2 separate regions of the Homo sapiens genome follow, and region 1 is linked to region 2. The links are chromatin contacts, found by Hi-C or POLR2A ChIA-PET in ENCODE. All regions are on one chromosome and are shown on one strand. Each heading gives the region's core, a stretch centred on a gene start or an enhancer-like site at or near the end of the contact. The rest is flanking DNA. Distances are from core to core; before and after follow the strand shown.

The links. Hi-C counts contacts between places; a loop is a spot of excess contacts on that map. ChIA-PET counts read pairs that join two places held with the same protein, here RNA polymerase II (POLR2A). Pooled maps may share reads with other maps.
Region 1: a loop to region 2 is called in a map with no recorded cell type, with 6 times the contacts of the local background. The contact joins the promoter of LINC01337 here to the promoter of ANKRD34B in region 2. A Hi-C loop is called at or near these places in 1 of 37 single-sample maps with no recorded cell type and 2 of 50 pooled maps. POLR2A ChIA-PET finds 5 or more read pairs at or near these places in 4 of 52 experiments (Panc1, T-cell, activated T-cell and 1 more).

What each region holds. Positions count from the first base shown.
Region 1 is chr5:80,620,990-80,626,688 of GRCh38, forward strand. It overlaps LINC01337 (long intergenic non-protein coding RNA 1337), which reads right to left and starts at 1,535. Exons shown (of 2, transcript NR_125754.1): 1 at 1,419-1,535. DHFR (dihydrofolate reductase) reads right to left here. Exons shown (of 6, transcript NM_000791.4): 6 at 5,237-5,699.
Region 2 is chr5:80,569,030-80,574,703 of GRCh38, forward strand. It overlaps ANKRD34B (ankyrin repeat domain 34B), which reads right to left and starts at 1,251. Exons shown (of 5, transcript NM_001004441.3): 1 at 1,125-1,251; 2 at 1-78.

The sequences.
Region 1 (5,699 bases), core at 285-2,784, 52 kb after region 2:
GGGGATTTGTGAAGAGCCGAGGTAGCTTGTGTACAACATGTAGGGAGTGAAAATGGTAGATGGTAAATCTGGAGAGTTTGGTTAATGCCACTGTAGAGGGCCTTAAAGACCAAAGTGGGGTTTCGCCTTAGCCGGGGGAGCATTAAGGAGGCAAGAAAGAAAGTGATATAATCAGAGATGCTGTTCAGAAAGATTGTCTTGGGCCAGGCACGGTGGCTTACGCCTATAATCCCAGCACTTTGGGAGCCCGACGCAGGTGGATCACTTGAGGTCAAGTGTTCGAGACCAGTCTGGCCAACATCATGAAACCCCATCTCTACTAAAAATGCAAAAAATTACCCAGGCATGGTGGCAGGCACCTGTAATCCCAGCTACTCGGAAGGCTGAGGCAGGAGAATTGCTTGAACCCAGGAGGTGGAGGTTGCAGTGAGCCAAGATCACGCCATTGCACTCCAGCCTAGGCGACAGAGTGAGACTCCATTTCAAAAAAAAAAAATAAATAAATAAAGATTGTCTTTGTGGCCATGTTTATGAGAGACTGTTGGAGACGGAGATCAGAGATTGAGAAACTATCAGTTTAGTTTTCTCCAGCCGTCTAAGTAAGAGACAAAAAGACATGAACTAGATGCGGTTATGAAAGAGAACAGATTGAAAGGCACAGCAAAGGTGGAGTACTTGGTGGAGGTGGGGCCTGGATAAGGTTTGGCTATGTCTCCACCCAAATCTCATCTCAAATTGTAATTTGAATTGTAATCCCCACCTGTCGAGGGAGGGACCTGGTGGGAGGTGATTGGATTGTGGAGGTGGTTTCCTCCATGCTGTTCTCATGATAGGGAGCAAGTTCTCACAAGATCTGGTGGTTTTATAAGGGGCTCTTCCCCTTTTGCTCTCTTCTCTCTTGCCTGTGCCATGTAAGACATGCCTGCTTCCTCTTCTGCCATGATTATAAGTTTCCTGAAGCCTTCCAAACCATGCAGAACTGTAAGTCAGTTAAACCTCTTTTCTGGCCGGGCACGGTGGCTCACGCCTGTAATCCCAGCACTTTGGGAGGCCGAGGCAGGTGGATCATGAGGTCAGGAAATCGAGACCATCCTGGCTAACATGGTGAAACCCCGTCTCTACTAAAAATACAAAAAAAATTAGCCTGGCATGGTGGCGGGCACCTGTAGTCCCAGCTACTTGGGAGGCTGAGGCAGGAGAATGGCGTGAACCTGGGAGGCAGAGCTTGCAGTGAGCTGAGATCGCGCCACTGCGCTCCAGGCTGGGTGACAGAGCAACACTCCAACTCAAAACAAACAAACAAAAAAACAAACAAAAACAAAAAAAACACTATTTTCTTTATAAGTTACCAAGTCTCAGGCAGTTGTTCATAGCAGTGTGAAAACGGACTAATATAGGCCTAATAACAACTCACCCACCCTTGCTAAGGGCTTGTCCTGGGTTTTAGAATCTGGAGATGAAGTTTCTTCATGGCTTTCCCTCTGCCTGGAATATGTATTTGTTCTTGTCCTGACCCTTAGTCATTGCTTTTCTAGCCTCTTCAAGGCCAGTCTTGAGTCCCACCTTAAAATCAAGAGAAGAATGGATAAACTGGCACATCTGTACAATGGAATATTACCGTTAGAATAAGAGAAAATGGGGACCAGGACTGTAAATCTCTTCAGCAGACAAAGCCAGTTAAGCCTTGGACACAAACTTGACCTTGATAAGCTAAACTTAACTTGGACTATTTTTTTTTTTTGTAAATACCTGCATTAAAGCAAAATGAAGTTTAAGTTCAATCAGTAGCCACCAACTGACTTATATAACAAGGGACTTGGCGGGGGGGAGACCAAATAAGGCAACTACACAGTCATAACCAAGCCATTATTTTCTTTGCCTTGCTTCCAAGTTACAAAAGCCTTTTCCTTGCATTCTCTTGGTAGAGCCCTGAACCACTCTTGGTTTGGAGCTGCCCAATTTGTGAATTGCTGTTTGCTCAAACCCTTTAAAACATTTAATAGGACTTGACTTATCTTTTAACACTACGTAGTAATAAAAAGGAACAAACCACTGATACATGGAACAACTTGGGTGAAACTCAAATCATGCTGCAATAAGCCAGATCAAAAGAGTGCATCCTATATGATTCTATTCATATGAAGTTCAGAAACAGGAAAAACTAATCTATAATGAGAAAAAAAAAATAGTGGTTACCTCTGGGGGTTGGGGTTGAGGACTGACTGGAAAGGGGTAAGAGGGAGTTTTCTAGGGTGATAAGAGATTGGGTTATAGAAAGGTATATGCCATTATCAAAACCTGTAGGATGTTATCCTTAAGATCTGCATTTCATTATGTAAATTTTACCAAAAAAGTGAACTACAGTTAATAGGCAAGCTGAAGAATGTAGGCATGAAGAATAGTGATATCTGTAACTTTAAAATGCGTCAAAATATAGGATGGATAGATGGATGGCTCCATATGTGATAAAGCAGAGATAGCAGTGTTAATGATAGGATCTAGGTGATAGGTAAATGGGTGCTTACTGTACAATTCTGTCAACCTTTCCGTGTGCTTGAATTAGTCATTATAAAATGTTGAGGGGTATGGCATGGTGGGGGAGGGGGAGGAATCCCTAGTCTAAGTTTTGCCAATTCACATATCAAAAGTAAAGACAACTGGCAGTGAGAAGTCAACCTGTGGACAGTGAATCAGGTCAACTAGAAGCCTCCTAACTCCTTGTCTCTGGCCTTTTGGAGGGGAACATGACTAGGCACTGAAAAAGAGGCAGTCTAATTCAGGATCCCTTTCCCTAATTACTTTAGCTGGTAGGTGCTGAAAAAAATCTCTCTTCCCCCCAGGTTTTCCTGACCTCCAGCACCATGAAGTCTTTTCCTCCTTGCAGACAAAACTCTATCCCTTTAGGCTTTGTCTTGTGTTTGTCTTTGTTAGGGCTCCTAGGCAAAGTAGAGACCATCTAATTTTTTCTTCTGATTAGATTTCACATTTGATTATCTACTACAAAGCTATTTGAAATATCACACACCAATGTGTTTTGTCTTTTTTTTTTTTTTTAAGAAAAAGTTTCAACAGAAATGTCACTGTATTTACAGAGTAACTTCCTGGTACACATGAGGTCAGCTGGGGAACAGAAAGGACAGGAGCAGATGATTAGAAACGGTCATTAAAGTAATTCCCCCGGGTAACAGGAACAGCACTTCATGTGGTTTATAGGCCTTCTTTCTTCTGTTTGGCCAGGGGCTTTATTCCCCTTTATCCCTGTGACGGCGGGGGCCTGTAATAATATCTTGGGCCAGGTGCAGTAGCTCATGCCTGTAATTCCAACACTTTGGGAGGCAGAGGCAGGCAGATCACTTGAGGCCAGGAGTTGATCATTTGAGACCAGCAGTTGATCATTTGAGACCAGCCTGGCCAACATGGTGAAACCCTGTCTCTACTAAAAATACAAAAATTGGCCAAGCGTGGTGGCTCAGGCCTGTAACCCCAGCACTTTGGGAGGCCGAGGTGGGTGGATCACTTGAGGTCAGGAGTTTGAGACCAGCTTGGCCAACATGGCAAAAACCTGTCTCTACTAAAAATACAAAAATTAGCTGGGGGTGGTGGTACACACCTGTAATCCCAACTATTGGGGAGGCTGAGGGTGAACTGCTTGAACCCGGGAGGCAGAGGTTGCAGTGGGCCAAGATTGTGCCACTGCACTGCAGCCTGGGTGACACTTGAGGACCAGCCTGGGCAACATGGTGAAACCTTGTCTCTACTAAAAATACAAAAATTAGCCCGGCGTGGTGGTGGGGGCCTGTAATCCCAGCTAATTGGGGGCTGAGGCAGGAGAATCGCTTGAACCCTGGAGTCGGAGGTTGCCGTGAGCCAAGATTGCGCCACTGCACGCCAGCCTGGGCGACAGAGGGAGACTGTCTCAAAAAAAAAACAAAAAACAAAAAAAATTAGCTAGGCTTGATGGCACACACCTGTAATCCCAACTACAGGGAGGCTGAGGCAGAATTGCTTGAACCTAGGAGGCAGAGGTTGCAGTGAGTCGAGACTGCCATCACTACATTCCAGGCTGGGCGACAGAGTGAGACTCTCAAAAACAAAAAGTATTCTCCTTATAGAGTCTCTAATTCTATTCCCATTAGTCATTTAATCATGCACTTCTTTTCTTTCTCCCCGCTGGAACATTTTTAATTACAAGGTTCAATCTTTCATAGATAACTGTTTGTCTGAATCCTTTCAACGGCTGGCCAGCCAATCTTTTCCTCACAGTCATGTTGCCTAATTAGGCCATTAACTTTACAGTTTTTAGTTTACTACCTGTGTAAGAAAAGCATCTTGCTAAGGGAAATCTAGTTTGTTTACTCGTTCTCTTGGAGTTACTGATATTAAATAGTTTTATATGTATTTGCATTACACATTTAAGAACGTCTTGTTCTTAAAACAGATCAGCAACAAGGAAATCTTTTTGTGACAGGGTTTTGGTCTGTCACCCAGGCTGCTGGAGTGATGACACGATTTTGGTTTACTGCAGCCTCCACCTCCTGGGCTCAAGTGATCCTCCTACCTCAGCCTCCCAAGTAGCTGGGCCTACAGGCACACACCACCATACGCAGCTAATTTTTTTGGTATTTTTTGTAGAGACGTGGTTTTGCCATGTTCCCAGGCTAAGGAAATCTAATCTTTACAACTTTGCCTTCTGAAATCTTACATATACTAACTTATAATTTGCTTTCCTGTTTTGCTTCACTGAGATGTTCTAGAGACGGGAATTAAAACTTGTTTTTTTCTTCCTTAGAGTGCAAAAGCAGTGCCTTACAAACTTAAGCAGGCTTCAGATTATCTGAGATGTTTAAAAGGCAGATTCTGGGACCCATCCCTGATTCAGGAATAGCAGGTACAACATTTTCAGAAACATTGCCTTTAAGGAAGCGGGTATGTCACACACAATTTTAATCTCACAGAAACATAAAATGTGCTAACCTGAATATTTAAAACATATGTTTTATTATTTACATGTTTGCCCCAAGTTATCACCTTACAGTGCTGTTCCATAAGCCAATCTGGAAAAAGTGAGACTTGATTTTGATTGTTTCCTAACAAACAACTGATCTTTGTTTTGTGTGACTCTTGGCTAATTCTATGTTTTCCTTTCTCTATTTTTAAGCTGACCATGGAGATATATTGCCATCAAAGTTTCTTTGAAATTTTGTGTGGGGTGTACAAAGAACAACAGGAGGCCAGCACTTATTAACAAGTGTAACTCTTTATTAAGATGGAATTGTTCTTATTAAAGAAATAGATGAAAATGGTTAAGTACAATTAAATGGCTCCAAAAGTCTTACAATGAAAACAACAGTCCTGCCAGTTGTTCTTTCCAGAGGCAAATACTTTTCATTCTCTTAGTTTTTCCTTCCGTTAGTTACCTTCATGGGTTTTTCCAAATTATTGTTTTTTTTTAGTTTTTCAAGTGAATGCATATATTAATACATAAAATTTTAAAAAGGCTTTTCAGTTTATAATGCATCCTAACAGTCCCCTGCCCCATCCCTCCTAATTCTCCAGAGCAATGACTTTTAACTCTTTTAGCAATGTCTTCTGTTTTTTTCCTCACATAACTTAGTCATTTCATTATTATATATTATATAGTGATTTCTGGATATGACAGATGAGGATTTAGCTCTTACACCATCACAATCTTCACTTTT
Region 2 (5,674 bases), core at 1-2,500:
CACGGTCCCCGCCGACCCCTGGAACCAGGCGCGTTTCCTCAGTTTTTCCTGAGAGCAGGAGGAAGCGAGCTCAAGGCGCTGTCGGAGAAGGGCAAAGGAAGGTGACTGGGGCGACAGCTCCAGGGCACCGATGGGGGCGGGGTGCGCGTTTCGTCGCCTCATCTCTGAGCCAGGGCAGGCAGCTGGCGGGCTAAGGCGATCACCATCCATGAAAACGGGTTCTGCCCACAGCCGCTGCGGAGCGGTCCCTGCGCCGCTCGCCCGCCGGCCGGACGCGGCCCTCCCTTGGGAAATGGTGCGTCTGAGGGGCGCAGCCACTGCCCCCATCCCGGAGCAGGCGCACCTCTGCACCCGGCTCTCTGCTAAGGGGGTCCGGTATCCTGGTGCCAAGGCTGTGCGCACCTGAGAAGGGCGGGAACCGGCTGCCCGCCCCTGTGTGGCTCCTGGAAGCAGGAGCTCCTGGAAGCTGCAAAGGGCTCCGCAGTCCCCAGCCCGCCCCCAGCGCCCAGCCGGCACCTCCTGCTGCCCAGCTGCCGAGGCACCTGCGGAGACGCGCCCAAGTCAGCCCCTCCGGAGACGCGCCCAAGTCAGCCCCTCCGACCCGCGCGCTCTTGCGGCCCAGCGCGCGCCGCTCCCGCTGCTGCGCCGACCTTCGCCCATCAGGCCCCCCGCCCCGCATCCTCCTCGACACCCCGCGGCCGGGCAGCCCTCGCCGGTTCCCGCCGCTCGGCGAGGCTGAGAAGGAGGCGGAACCCGCATCCCCGCGGAGTCCAAGCCCCAGCGGCCGCAAAACTGGAACCGAGAACCAGTGGGAAAGGCAGGAGGCGCGAGGGTGAGCTCGCGTGGAGCGCGCCCCGGGGTGGCGGGGCAGAGTCTCTCGGGAGGCCCCTGCAGCCCGGCGGCCCTCGGCTGGCCCTGGGTCTCTCATCCTGCTCGGGGCACTGCAATGTCAGGGTGAGCGGGAGGTGCGGGCTTCAGGGGCTTGCGCGCACCGGGCAGGGAGCACTGAGGCCGTGCGGGCCGCTGGGTTCCACGCTGCGCCCTCGATGTCCTCCTCCCGGCAGCCGCCACTGCAAGCCAAAGTTTCCCAAGTGCAGCCGGCAGGGACGGCGCCTCACACTGACCTGGGACGCGCTGTCGAGTTGGCGGCGGCGCTTTCAAACCTCTCTCCGGCACTGCCCGACCCTCTGTGCGGCCCTAGGGCGCCGTCTGAGCTGAGCTGTGGTCTTCGGCTCCTCGGCGCCTCGAATCGCAGATCTCGGTAGATGCCGCCCAGTCCCCGCCCTGCTTGCGGAAAGAGGCGGGCGACTGCCGCGAAGCGCTGGAGCTGGGACCCGGAGCGCACACCTCGCCAGACGCCCGGGCAGCGAGGCGCTTCCGCTGGGGGTGACGCGTCGGCTCCAGGCTCTGCGCAGGTGAGGGCGGCAAGGCTCCTCTGGACCCAGGGGGGCCAGCAGCTGCTGGAAGCTCCGCCTTCTGTCCCCGTAAGTCCCACCCCCGTCCCCCGCTTCGGCCACCGCGCTTCGGCCACGGCGACTTGGCCAACAACAGCGGCAGCAGGGTCTCCCCATTGAGGGAAGCACGCACCCCTACGTCACGGGCTTTGGCTCCTCCAGTCCGTATCCCTCCCCTCAGCTCACATCCACCCGCTGGTTCATGGGTCCATCTGTCCCCACCGGTCCTTCCACCCCTCCGCATCCCTGTACCCACTTCAGGTAAAGCCAGAGCCACACTTCAGGTTGGGGTGTTAGTGGGAACAACCGTTCTTATTTACGTCTTTAGGAATTTATAAGGTTATTATGCTATTATTAAAACATGAATAAACATATTAACAAAATTTCGAAAAATACATTTCATATGTTAAACTCTACTGAGAGATGAAAAGGAAATGAAGCAGAAGCAACTTTTTCTGTCGTTTTTAGTTTTTGGTTTTTTTGAGACGGAGTCTCATTCTGTCACCCAGGCTGGAGTGCAGTGGTGTGATCTCGGCTCACTGCAACCTCTGCCTCCTGGGTTCAACCGATTCTCATGAGCCAGCCTCTGGAGTAGCAGGGATGACAGGTGTGCACCATCACGCCTGGCCAATTTTTGTATTTTTAGTAGAGATGGGGTTTCACCATGTTGCCCAGGCTGGTCTCGAACTCCTGACCTCAAGTGATCCACCCACCTCGGCCTCCCAAAGTGCCGGGATTACAGGTGTGAGCCACAACGCCCGGCCAGAAGCAAAGTTTTTAACTCTTCATTTATCTTGGAGGGTCTGGTGGAGAAAGGCCATCACTATTTTTGTTATTCAGATAATGTCAATCAAAACTTGTTTATAGTTTTGAGTTCTCGGGAAAAGTAGATTTATCTCTGGTCAGGCTTCCTTTATTAAAGAAAAGATCTCTCCGAAATGAGGACCTAAAGGGTCCTCATTTAGTAAACATATGCAAAGCAATTGCACAGGGTGCTTTACCCCAAAGTTAGGCTCTAGGGAGTTTGAATCCTATATCTGGGCTGCCCTTTGCCTACAGCTGTTTGTTTGGAGGTTACCAGGAAGACTGAGCCAATTTGCATGAAGGCACGGGGCTCCTCCCCCTTACCACCTCCGACTGTTCTCTTAAAAAAATTTCATCAATGTGCAGTGTACCTATTAAAAGGCAAATATTTTGGCTGAGTGCTGTGGCTCATGCCTGTAATCCCAGCACTTTGGGAGGCCAAGGAGGGTGAATCACTTCCAGGTCAGGAGTTCAAGACCAGCCTGGCCAACGTGATGAAACCCCATCTCTACAAAAATACAAAAATTAGCCAGGTGTTGTGGTTTATGCCTGTAATCCCAGCTACTGGGGAGGCTTGGGCAGGAGAATCACTTGAACCCAGGAGGCAGCAACTGCAGTGAGCCGAGATAGTGCCACTGCACTCCAGCCTGGGCCACAGGGCCAGACTTCATCTCAAAAAAAAAGACACACATTTCACAAGTCCGATGATTTTGCACAAAATGAGCATCATCCAGATCAAGAAGCAGAACATTACCAGTACCCTCACAACACTCCCTCTTCAGATTTCTCATTGGAGGGAGTGGTGGCTTCAAACAGCATAGAGTAGTTTTGTTTCTTTTTGTACTTTATAGTGATTGAATCACTCTGTTGACTGGCCTCTTTCACTAATAGTATGATTAAGAGATGCATACTGTGTGTGGCTGTAGTCTGTTTATTCTTTTTGCTGTATAGTATTCCGTTTTGTGATTGTGCCTCAATTGCTTATTCATTTTACTACTGATAGACATTTGGGTAATTCTCAGGTTTGGGACATTACAAATAATGCTGCTATGAACATTAAAATAGATGTCTTTTGGTGACCATATATACTTATTTCTGTTGGGTACATACCTAGGAGTGGAATTGTGAGTCATGATGTAGGCATATGTTCAGCTTCTGGAGATGCCACCAAACAGCTTTTCAAAGCAGATGATCCAATTTTCACTTCTACTTTATTAGTTTTCTATTGCTGCTTGTTACCACAAACAAAATCACCACGAACTTATTGTGGCTTAAAGAACACAGATTTATCCTCTTACAGTTCGGGAGGTCAGAAGTCCAAGTTGAATTTTATGTGGTTAAAACCAGAGTCTCAGCAAGATTGCATTACTTTTGGGGGTTCCAGGGGACAATCTGTTTCCTTGCCCTTTCTAGCTTTTAGAGGCCATCTGCATTCTTTGGCTGGTGGCCCCTTCCTCCATCTTCAATATCTGTCTCTCCCTCTCTCTCCCTCCCTGCCCTCCTCTCCCCACTGCCACGCTTCTGTTGTTACATGTCTCTCTCTCCCTCTGCTTCCTTCTCTCCCTCTGACTCTCCTGCCTCACTCTGGAGGACCTTTGTGATGACACTGGACCCACTTGGATGATCTTCCATTTCAAAATCCTTCATTTAATCACAGCTGCAAAATTAATTTGGCCTGTAGGGTAACATATTCATAGATTCTAGAGATTAGGACATTAAACTCTATGGCGGTTCATTACTCAACCCACCACACCTATCAGCAGGATATTGGAACATGTTGCATGAATGGAGGATGGACTGAATAAACAGAGGATAATGAATTTACAATTTACATTGTATCCCAGATACAATTTACCTGTAGGATTTTTACTGTTGACCTGGGTGCTGTGCCAGGACTGGTGGGCAGGAGAGGAGGGCTGATGCTGGAACACCACTTCTAGCCACCACCAACCTGCTGGCACTACGTGATTTGTGCCTGGGGGCACCCATGCTGAGTGACATGTTAGAGAAGGCAGATCCTCCTTCGTGGGAGTTGGTAACAGCAGTTAAACAGTGGTGAACACATCACATTTTACAGTGGGAAAGGCCCTGTGGTCAGTGGACAGTGTCGCATCACATGCCACAATGGTGGAATTATGAGGACTGACTTCCACAGCAGGAGAGTTAAGGGGAGGTCTGGATTAGACTACAAAGCTCATCTGGTAACCTGGGCAGGCCAGTCCATGCCATCGTTGTAATCTGAATGTTAAAGGGAGATGATTTTAACATTCAAAGTCTGAGAATGAGAATTTCTAGATTATACCTACTTCTGATCTCAGTTTAGTCCAGCAACTACACCCCTGAAGGAGAGAGGACAGATGTTTTTATCCTCATTTTAGCAAAGGGACTGCCAGGGAGCAAAGCTCCATGATTCACCTAAGAAGCCTCAGGAGAGGAAACAGGAACAGAAGGAAGCTCCCAGCTCTTCCCGCTGTCCTTTGTGTGGCTCCACCTCCCTGGAGTGTAGATTCACTACGACCTGAGGTCATGGAAGCTGAGGACCCAGAACCGACCCAAGCCATTCAAACCAAATTGGATACATCCTACTTTGTGAGTGATAGACTGGGATTCTCTGGAATGTGAGACTCCCTGTCCTCATGGTTTTATGCCATCAAAAAATATATTTTAGAAACAAGTAGAAGTAGATGCTTGGGCCAGGCGTGGTGGCTCATGCCTGTAATCCCAGCACTTTGGGAGGCCAAAGTGGGTGGATCATCTGAAGTCGGGAGTTCGAGACCAGCCTGGCCAACGTGGTGAAACCCCATCTCTATTAAAAAAGAAAAATACAAAAAATTAGCTGGGCATGGTGGCATGCACCTGTAATCCCAACTGCTTGGGAGACTGAGGCAGGAGAATTGCTTGAACCCAGGAGGCAGAGGTTGCAGTGAGCTGAGACTGCACCACTGCACTCCAGCCTGGGCAACAGAATGAGACTCCATCTCAAAGAAAAAAAAAAGTAGATGCATGTGTTTGATAAACATTTTCATCAGAAACCCCTCCATCTACTTTCTGTCTTCTAGAAATCAGCTGAAAATTCTAGTCTACTGATGAAATCACCCCAGTTCTCTTCACAATTGTGGTTTATACTATTTTACAATTCACTTACTGCCAATTTAATTTAGATCCAGCCTTTAGTGTAACCATTACCCAAAACATGTACATTGCACCTATTGAGTAATTTCTCACCCCTCACCTGGACAGAGAAACGTGTGGTTAGTCTGACATCTTGAATTTAAAATCCCATGGTTGAGCTAAGTAATGTGTAGACATGGACATAGAGTATAGAATAATAGACTTGGAAGACTTAGAAGAGTATGAGGGTATGGGAGAGGGGTGAGGAATGAGAAATTACTCAGTGGGTGCAATGTACATTTTTG